Linked DNA regions of Homo sapiens: region 1 is linked to region 2. Evidence: read pairs that join two places in POLR2A ChIA-PET (ENCODE). Cell type or tissue: A673. All regions are shown on one strand. Region 1 overlaps SKAP1 (src kinase associated phosphoprotein 1). Region 2 holds the start of PRAC1 (PRAC1 small nuclear protein).

Region 1 (5,000 bases), 580 kb before region 2:
CAATGCACTGTTACCCAGGCTGGAATCTCAGGAGTCATTCCCAATTTCACTTTCACCTTCTTCTTCTTTCTTCTTCTTCTTCTTCTTTTTTTTTTTTTTTTAAGATGGAGTCTTGCTCTCTGTTACCCAGGCTGCAGTGCAGTGGTGTGATCTCATGATCTCGGCTGACCACGACCTATACCTCCCAGGTTCAAGCAATTCTCCTGCCTCAGCCTCCCGAGTAGCTAGGACTACAGGCACGTGCCACCATGGCCAGCTAATTTTTGTATTTTTAGTAGAGACGAGGTTTCACCATATTGGCCAGGCTAGTCTCGAACTCCTGACCTCAGGTGAGCCACCCGCCTCGGCCTCCCAAAGTACTGGGATTACAGGTGTGAGCCACTTCGCCCAGCCCCATCCCCCTCTTCTAATCAATCCTTGAGTCCTGTCGATTCTCCCTCTAAAATATTACTAAAATCCTCCATCTTCTTTCCGTTCCCAGTTGCCAATGCCTTAGGGTCATGTAGCTATCGTCTCACGTGAGAACTACAGAAACAGTCTCCAAGTTAATCTCTGTATCAGCATTCTTCTTCTCCACTCTATTCATTGTGCAGCCAGACTCGCTCCCTACAGTACACATTGATAATGTCACTGCTCTGCTTGGAAACTTTCGGTGGGTTCCCAATGCCCCTTGTTAACTGGTTTTTGTTTTTGTTTTTGTTTTTTTTGAGCCATAGCCCCTGTTGCCCAGTCTGGAGTGCACTGACACGATCTCAGCTCACTGCAACCTCTGCCTCCTGGGTTCAAATGATTCTCCTGGGTTCAATCTGAGTAGCTGGGATTACAGGTGCCTGCCACCACACCTCGCTGATTTTTGTATTTTTAGTAGAGATGGGGTTTCACCATATTGGCCAGTCTGGTCTTGAACTCCTGACCTCAGGTGATCTGCCTGCCTCGGTCTCCCAAAGTACTGGGAATACAGGCATGAGCCACTGTGCCTGGCCACCCCTTAACTTCTTAACAAAGTAGACAAGGCCCTGCATGACCCAGTCCCACTCACTGTTCAGCATTGTTACTCACCTCCTAGATTTAGTGTTCCTTAGTAAAATAGAACTTGTCTCAGCTGCTCCCATGGGCCACAGGCTCCCTCACCTTGGAACCTTTCCTCTGCCTGTTTAGCCTCTACTTCCCTTCTCATTTCATGGGGCTTACTCCTAAGCAGCCTTCAGATCTCAGTTCCTGAGTTACTCACTCCCTAGAAGCCTCTCCTTGACACTCTCTGACTGTGTGGGGTCCCGGTTACACGGTCCACAGTGCTGTGCCCTGTGCTTTCCTGGAAAAGAGCTTGTGATTACACTGCCTTCTATCTGCCTGTCTTTGTCTCAGTGTCAATCACTAGTTGGAAAGTTCTGAGGACTGGACCTTGTTGGTTTTGTTTGCTTTTGTGTTCTCAGCATTCAGCACTATATCCAGCACAGAGTGGGGCCAAATAAATACTTGTTAAATGAGGCCGGGCGCGGTGGCTCACACCTGTAATCCAGCACTTTGGGAGGCCGAGGTGGGTGGATCACCTGAGGTCAGGAGTTCGACACCAGCCTGACCAACATGGTGAAACCCTGTCTCTATTAAAAATACAAAAATTAGCTGGGCGTGGTTGAGGATGCCTGTAATCCCAGCTACTCGGGAAGCTGAGGCAGGAGAATTGCTTGAACCCGGGAGGCGGAGGTTGCGGTGAGCCAAGATCATGCCATTGCACTCCAGCCTGGGCAACAAGAGCGAAACTCCATCTCAAATAAAAACAAAACAAAACAAAACAAACAAAAAAACTTGTTAAATGAGATTATGATGAAATGAAGGGGGCAGTGGGAATTTGTATTCTTAGTTGAGCAGATTTAGTTACAACTAACTCCAAGATATTCCCCTGGTGATTGAACTAGTTGTGGCAGAAAGAGATCAACTACCTTTGGAGACAGTCTCCTCAAATGGCTCCTTATACAACAATAAGAGTCTGAAATGCCACAAGAAGTGAGACTACTGAGTTGATCCTTTTAGGACCAGGGAAGTGCCTTGTGAAAATCAGCCTTAAATAACTAAATGTGTCTGTCTGCCACCTCTTCCTACACCACACCTTCTTTTCTTGTTTTGTTTTTTGAGACAGGGTTTCGCTCTGTTGCCCAGGATGGAGTGCAGTGGTGCAAGTATAGCTCACTGCAACCACTCCTGGGCTTAAGTGATCCTCCCGCTTCAGCCTCCTAAGTAACTAGGACTACAGGTGCATTTCACCATGCCTGGCTAGTTAAAAAAAAAACTTTTTTTTTTTTTTTTGTAGAGATGGGGTCTCCCTATGTTGCCCAGGCTGGTCCTGAACTCCTGGGTTCAAGCAATCCTCCTGCTTGTTGGGATTATTGGAGTGAGCCACTGTGCCTGACCCACCACACCTCATTTCCTCCCTCTCCCAGGCCAGCTTCTCCCTACAGTTCGCAACGTCTTATGGGAAATTACCTATAATTCTTTAGCTTTTTTTTTTTTTTTTTTTTGGGAGACAGGATTTCACTCCCTTCACCTAGGCTGAAGTGCAGTGGCATGATCTCGGCTCACTGCAACCTCTGCCTCCTGGGCTCGAGATTCTCCTGCCTCAGCCTCCAGAGTAGCTGGGACCACAGGTGCATGCCACTGCCTAATTATTTTTTATTTGCTAATTATTTTGTATTTTTTTTTTGTAGAGATAAGAGTTTTGCAATGTTGCCTAGGCTAGCCTTGAACTCCTGAGCTCAAGTGATCCCCCAGCTTCAGGCTCCCAAAGTGCTGGGATTATACCCTGCCCAGCCTGTCAGGGCATTTTTAAGCTCCTCTTGGTACAAGATATGTTACTGTCCATTTTCCGACACTGAAATTAGGGCAGTTTCTGACTTAAGTTTTCTTGTAGTGTTGCCTTGCTGTGAAGGGGAAATACATACTCTGTCTACCTCTCACATTGTAACTCGTAAAAACTAGCTTTAGCTCTTCTGCTATCTCACAGGCAGAGAGTGGGCAGTGTTGTCTGAGAGTCTTTTGATCCAAGTCAACTTGCTGAAATGTGTGAAATGTGGTCTTCCACCTGCCAGATGCTGTCATCTGCATCACCTGCAGGGGACAGTAAGGCATTTGCTCCCCGGGGGTTGTTCAACGCTCCTAACTTTGACTAACACTTTGTAGCACCCCTCTTTAGTCGTAATGCCAGGAGTAGGGATGAAGCCTTGGGAAGGTGCTCTCTGCCAACTCGAAGAGGGTGCGAACAGGAAGCAGATGAGTCTCAGCAGGGTACCTGCAAAAGCCAGGCTCCCAGTCTGTCTGCTCTTGCTCCAGGGGAACACTGACCCTGCCGACTGCAGATGTAGAAGCCTCGCCACAGTGATGAGAACTGAAATGAGTGAAATCAACTCTCTGCCCTTCAAAACAAAAGAGCAGGCAGAAGTGTAAGGAGGATGGCACAGTCCCAGAGACCATATGCATCCTGCTGTGGGAGCCTGGGAGCTTAATCAAAGCACCTACAGGTCCCGGGATCTGACTGTCTTTTCCAGATTTCATCCCTTGGCTGTATACCCGAAAAGGGCTGCAGGGCTGAGATGTTTAAAGCATGAATGGAAAATTTCTAACCTTCTCTCCCACTACCACCCCCATGCGTTGCTCCAGCCCAGTCTGAACACCACGAGGTATTTTAAAATAATTTCTACTTTGATGAATTGCTGGGGAGTCCACAATTGCTCATAATCAAAGGGAGAAAAATGCAAATGAGATCCGGCCGAGAACTATCACCACCAAACGTTTATTTCACTGCACAGTGCCAAAAAGAATTAAAACAACATTAAACTCACAGCAATCATGTTTAAGCCCTCGTTTCCAAGTGCCAAATTGCACCACTCTGGATCATACAGATGTTCGTTAATTATGCTAATTTTTATTAAACTATTAAAATGGAGAGAGTACTGGCTCAGTCAGGCAGACCCCAGCTCTGAATGAACCCTGCTCCTGTCTAAAGGTGCTAATTTACTGCATTTTTATTAAGTTGCTGATTCTTGAGTTTTAGTTTTAGGATGGCAAAGAGAACTGAATTTCTGGGATCAATGTTTTCTATAAAGTCTGATTTCTCTTTGCCCAGATGTTTGGAAAGATTGGAAAAATGCTGAGAGGCTCCCAGGAGACCTGAAATCCTCAATTTGGAAGTGTTTCTGTCTTCAAGGTAGGGATGCACATCTACAAGTGACTGTGTTAGGGCTTCAGAATTATACATGCTCACTATTCCATAACTCTACATATATTCTCAATGGTAGGGCTAAGATTTAAATTATACAAAATTGTTCAATGAAGATGTTTTAGATAAGAATATAAAAAGTTATTAAAAAAAAACCCACAAACCTTTCCATCAGGGCTTGCTTCTTGCCACAAAGTCTTTTTAGAAACTTTCATCTAAAATAAGCACAGTGTATGGTTTGTTCTCCTCATAAATATTTCTAGGTTTGACTAAACATCTGCTTCTCTCAATACCAACCTTGCCCCACCTCCTTGAACAACCCACATGAAGAAGTCTTAAAAATAAAAGTTGGCTATTTGCACTCCATTATATGGCTGTAGAAACTATTGGTCTGGATGAATGAAGCATTGAGTGAACCTGAAATAGACGCAGCGCTCACCATCAGCAACAATCAAAGTGTTTATGGCAGATTTCACACTGCCATAAAAGGATTTATGCTAATCTCCATCAACAAGGAAAAAAAAAAACCCTACCAAACCTGCCATAAAAAGAACAGCAAATTCTATAAACAAAAAGCAGTATGGCCACCAACAATGGGCATGTTGCACAGCTTGACTCTGCCTCCAGTGGTTTCCTATTGCTGTTTATGGTTTCAGGACTATCATGGACCTCCTCAGAGCTCCTCCTGTCACAGGGCCCTGAGTCCCTGTGTGGTGCTGCAAATACCCTGTCAGTAGGTGTCAGGGGATATTGGGGGAAAACCAGCAGGCGCCTATCATAAGGCTTAAAA
Region 2 (5,000 bases):
GTGTGTGCCCGCCTGGATGAGGGTAAGGCGATCAGCCTCTGAGTGGGCAAGGGGACGTCTGATTACTGCCCAGGCTTCGCCTGGGGGTCCAGGACCCTGTGAGATGCCCCTGCTCTCTGCCTGGCCAGCTCTAGCTCACCCGGAGTAAGGATCCGCACCGTCCTTCTATCCACCGCGACCTGCATTTTCTGGCCTCCTCCGAGTTTTGTTCACATCTTCCCTCCCGGATTTGATATTCCAAGCATCTTCTCCAGGGAAGACTCCCAGAAGCCTTGCTTGTCTGTGTGTGTGTGTATCTTTCTCTTTCCCTGTTCCCCGTCCTGTTCCCCATTTGTTCTGATTGTAGTCATTTGGTCATGGAATAAAATCCTCTGGCCTCAGGTCACATATGGGGAAGCTGCAGACCCAAGATTTACCAGCATAGGAGTCAGGCCTGGTGGGAAGGGAGAGCATATTTCCAACTCTTTCCTCCTGTCTTCCACCCCTAGTGGAAGATTTTGCATACTCAATTAATGAGTAGTTGGTTGACAAAAATGTCCACACGTGTTTAATCCCCTGTTTGCATATATGCAGATCTGTCCAGTGCCTGAGGAGGGGCTGGGTCTAGGGTGTTTGGGTGCACCTGTGTGATCTCAGCTGGGTGACTCCGGATGGAAGCAGGTGCTTGTTAGTGTCTGAAGGGCCTTGCAGGGAGAGGTATGTTGACAATAGAGGAGTCCCTGGGCTTTCTATTTTTTCAGTTGGTGGTAGAGGTTAAGCGCTCCTGTTTTGGGACCCAGATCAAGTAACTTACCCTCTTAGTTTCAATTTCTTTAGGTTATAAAGTGCTCACTCAATTGTGGGTTTTGTCATTATGGGAGGGGGAACTGGCAGGGAAGGAGCCAGCTGTGGGGAGAAGAGAGTTAGGTGAGTCCTGAGTGTTTTTGTGGATTACTGTGCCCACCCCAAGACCAATGACTTGGCAATATCAGTGGTTGGCTGAAGATGTGAGCATGTGGTCCCCAGCCTGCTTCTGTACTGGACCCAGAGCCCCTGTGCGCACACATGCCTGCTGTGGCATTGATCCCACACTTGGCAAGGCAGAGCTTCTGAGAGGGTGCAGGAAAGGGAATAAGGAAGCCAGGGGCCCAGAGAAAAAGGTGCAATTATTATTATTATTATTATTTGTCACAGAGTCTCACTCTGTCACATAGGCTGGAGTGCAATGGCATAATCTCAGCTCACTGCAACCTCCACCTCCCAGGTTCGAGCAATTCTTGTGCTTCAGCCTCTTGAGTAGCTGGAATTACAGGTGTGAGCCACCATGCCCAGCTAATTGTTGTATTTTTAGTAGAGACAGTTTTCACTATGTTGGCCAGGCTGATCTCAAACTCTTGGCCTCAAGTTATCTGCCCACTTCAGCCTCCCAAAGTGCTGGGATTACAGCCATGAGCCACTATGCCTGGCCCGTTTTTATTTTTTTAAGGCCCAGAGCTTTTGCCTTAAGGATGAGTTAGTTTAAAAAAGAAAAATTGTTATAATCACAGTTAACTTTCACCCAGTTTCCTTTTTTAAAAAAATTTTATTGTATAAATAGAGACAGCGTCTTGCTACATTGCCCAGGCTGGTCTGGAACTCCTGTGCTCAAGGAATCTTCCTGCCTCGGCCTCCCGAAATTCCAGAATTACAGGCTGAGCCATCACTCCTGGTCTCGCCCAGTAGATGTTTCAAAGTAGATGTTTTCTAAAATATTTTACAATATTTACAAATTTTAAATAATAATAACGTTATCAATATTAATTTTGCTTATGCCAGGACTCCATCCCATTGGAGACAAACATTAAGTCTTATGGCAGACCTTACAGCGGGTGCTAGTTCCCACTCCCAAGCCTCTCCCCCGCCTAGGTCCTGCAGGTCCCGCGTGCTGCGAAACATTTTCTTTGTCCCTTTCTGCCCAGGGCGGCTGCCGGTCTCTCCAGGAACCGCGAGTAGGTGCTCCCGCCAGGTGGTATCGGTGAAAGCCTGCTGCTCACCCTTCCCTTGTTTCCCAAAACTTCTGAAGGCTCCCAAATTCCTGGGAGACCCTCTCCCAGGGCCTCCTGATGCAGCTACCATACTGAGCGATCCGTCGATAACGCCCTTGGCCCACCGATCAGTTTACCTTATTAGAGAGAAAAGCACTCTTGGAGGTAGTAAGATGGGCCGGTCCTTGATCTGAGAAATGGGCGCACAACATCGCTGTTCTCTCTGCAAAGGTGGGGACCAGAATCCAGCTTGCCTGACCTTGCAAGCAAGCATCGGCCTAAAGGTTTCAGCCTCCCAGTGGCGCTCTGTTTGCACGCCTTAGGCTAGGAGAGGAAGGACGGGAGCACAGCACTGGGTGCCCCTCTCCCTGTAGAGTCTGGGGCGGGGCTCAGTAAGAAGGCCTGCGGTTGGTGGCTCCCCACCTCATAGCTGCAAGTAGGGGCGAAAGCTGGAGTGTCTCCTCCCAGCAGCCTCCTCGCCTCCCCGCAAACCTCCGAATCTCCCTGGACCTCCTGGTTGCTGTGGCCCTTCCTCCCCTGATTGGCTTCCTCCCTCTTTCCCAAGGCCAGAGAAGTCCTCTCTTCCCCTCACCTTCCTCCCTCTTCCCATAAAACTTTTAGGAAAATGGGGGCGGGGGCGGTGGAGACCACCAGCCTGGAACTTCAAGTTCAATGGCAAAGTCCCTGACCCTCCCCCCAGGCTGGGCGCCAGCATTATTCTAGGGGCGATTAAACTCTTTTGCTGCCCCCTGTGCACCTCCCAGTTCGGGGGCAGTTTAGGGGAGGAGAGAAGGTAATGGTGGAATTCTTTCCCTCACTCTCCCCCGACCACTTCGTCCCCTCCCCCTCATCCCCTCTACACAGAACTAACTGGTAGGGAGAGAGGAAGAAAGGCTGGCATCGGTTCCTCATTGGATGTTTTAAATCTGTCTCAGGCCCAGGCCAGTGCCTGGGGGGAGGGGCGGGGTGTCCTGCTTTTGGGCTAGAGGCCCGGGGCCGCTCCCGAGCTTTCTCCCCTCTTCCCTGGAGAGCGACTGTTCGGGAGGGTGAGAATGGTATAAATTTCAAAAACAACGAAACCTTCTTTTGCCCCCTCCGCAGCAGTCGCCTCCGGGCTTTATTGCAAGTTTACGGTAACGAGTTCATCTATTTAATTCGCGGTTGCAGCTCGGGGATTTCTATTAGACAGGACGGGTTGGGGCCGGGGGGCACAGGGTCTCCCCTGAAGGAAACCCAATTAGAGTGCAGCACTTAGCACCTTCAATATAACTTTAATGAAGGGGGGGAGGGGAGCTGCAGGGAAGAGAAGTTTGCTCTAGGTTGGGGAAGGAAAGCTGGAGCTGCTCCCGAGAACTGGGGGGCCTGGATGAGGCTTTTTCCTGCTTCGAGGGCTTTCCAGCTTCCGGCCCGGGAACTACTATTTGGAGTAGGGATCGCCTGCAGGGAAGGCGGGGCGGATTCTCGGCTGGCGGCGGCCTCGCAGGGTTCCCGGAAGCGCTAGCCAGCCGGAGTAAAACCCGAAAGATGGAGCCTCAGGTTCGCGCTCTGCGTTGCGGGTGCTGGAACCGAGATTCAAAAAGAGCTTCCGGAGGTAGTTTCTACGCATTGCGCCACTACTCCCTTATTCGGCTTCTGGAGGCCTAATAAAATCCACTTGCTTTGGAGTTAGAAATTATTTCGGGCCTGGAGCCCGCGTAGACGCGACCCTGTGATCCCATTTCGTAGCTTGCTGAGAGATTCGCTGCGGGAGTTTGGCTCTGAGGGAGGGGAACGGTCTGGAGGGCAGCTCAGGGTACAATTGCGCCTTGTTAGTGAAAAGGCGCCCTGCTTATTTTCCGGAGTATATGTGTGTGCCTCTGCGTTTATTCGTCTGTGAGCTCATTGTCTGGATTCACCTATTGTGACATTGTGTTCACACGTTTGTCCGAATGGTAAGCAAAACATTTCCTCCTGTAGCTTAACATAGCCCTTATGTAAAAATAAATATCTGCAGGCGAATATAGGTTTGTAGATTTTGTTGTGATTTAAACACAAATAAGTGAGAGATTTCAATGTGGTCGTCCAGGGATAGGTGGGAGACTAAAATTGGGAAGGGATTCCCAATGAAAGCGTTTAATACAAAACGAAATTAAATATTTTTTGCACAGGTTCCATACAAGTAAATCCGAAAAAAAGTGTGTGTGGGGGGGTCCACACCACTAATTATTATGGCGAGGAAGATAAAGAAGACATGGACAGAAGGCGGATGGCTCTGCGGCCTGGCTCCCGCAGACCGACCGCCTTCTTCTTCCATTCGAGATGGCTCGTACCGAACCTCCTTGCCTTCTTCCTGGGTCTCTCGGGGGCTGGACCAATACATCTGCCGATGCCCTGGCCGAATGGCAGGCGACATCGGGTCCTGGACCCCCACACGCAGCTCAGTACCCACGAGGCCCCAGGCCGCTGGAAGCCTGTAGCTCCGCGGACGATGAAAGCCTGCCCGCAGGTTCTCCTGGAGTGGTGAGCCTCTGTCGGAAGGGGGCGCCCACGTCTTTTTAATGGTCCTAACACACCAGTGGAATAAATCTCTAAGATTCCACATCTTTTGTTTGCTCTGAATTTATTGCGAGTGAAAAACAGAGAAAATCCTCAAGTTTAAGTTTCTGATAGCAGAGTGTGGGAGTTAGAGCATGGGGAGTCCAGAGGTTCCAGACCCCCAAAGGTCTCTACCAGGGCCATCTCCGTTAGTGGCGGTGGCAGCCCCTCTTGTGGCCTTTTTCCTCTCTCCAAGGGGTCACCCCGCACCATGCCGCTCCCCCTCATCTATCTTGCCCCCTCCCCACAGGCCCATCTGCGCTGAACTCTCGCCAGTTCCGAAGTCGGCGAGGGAGGGGGTTTACTTGCCCGATCGTTGGTGGGTTTGAGCTTATAGAGGCAGAGGAGTAAGAACCTGCGATATTGAAAGCTACCCACATGGGGCTTCCTTGAAGGAGGACGTGGAAGGCAGAAAGTGACCTG

Evidence for each region. Peaks named below come from ENCODE experiments on the same cell type or tissue, not always from the same donor. Only the 100,000 strongest peaks of a DNase experiment are listed, where the experiment ranks them.
Region 1: POLR2A ChIA-PET joins it to region 2 with 5 read pairs; 2 of 35 experiments call an interaction of 5 or more read pairs at or near these places.

What each region holds. Positions count from the first base shown.
Region 1 is chr17:48,140,694-48,145,693 of GRCh38, forward strand. The region is part of intron 11 of SKAP1 (src kinase associated phosphoprotein 1); the gene reads right to left. Among named protein-coding and RNA genes, the nearest start is that of MIR1203, 13 kb to the right of the region's middle. RefSeq lists an enhancer at 3,125-3,194. In A673, no CTCF peak of the experiment used is centred here; no DNase peak of the experiment used is centred here.
Region 2 is chr17:48,720,178-48,725,177 of GRCh38, forward strand. PRAC1 (PRAC1 small nuclear protein) reads right to left here and starts at 2,341. Exons shown (of 2, transcript NM_032391.3): 1 at 2,141-2,341; 2 at 1,542-1,722. The coding sequence starts at 2,215. The coding sequence ends at 1,624. It overlaps PRAC2 (PRAC2 small nuclear protein), which reads left to right and starts at 3,008. Exons shown (of 2, transcript NM_001282275.2): 1 at 3,008-3,136; 2 at 4,151-4,581. The coding sequence starts at 4,234. The coding sequence ends at 4,506. HOXB13 (homeobox B13) reads right to left here. Exons shown (of 2, transcript NM_006361.6): 2 at 4,586-5,000. It overlaps MIR3185 (microRNA 3185), which reads right to left and starts at 4,298; the gene lies at 4,231-4,298. RefSeq lists enhancers at 2,287-2,801, 2,802-3,317. In A673, CTCF peaks have their summits at 503, 2,254 and 4,516 (motif pointing right); DNase peaks (open chromatin) are centred at 2,414, 2,914, 3,464, 4,504 and 1 weaker place; H3K4me3 peaks cover 5,000 bases; H3K27ac peaks cover 5,000 bases.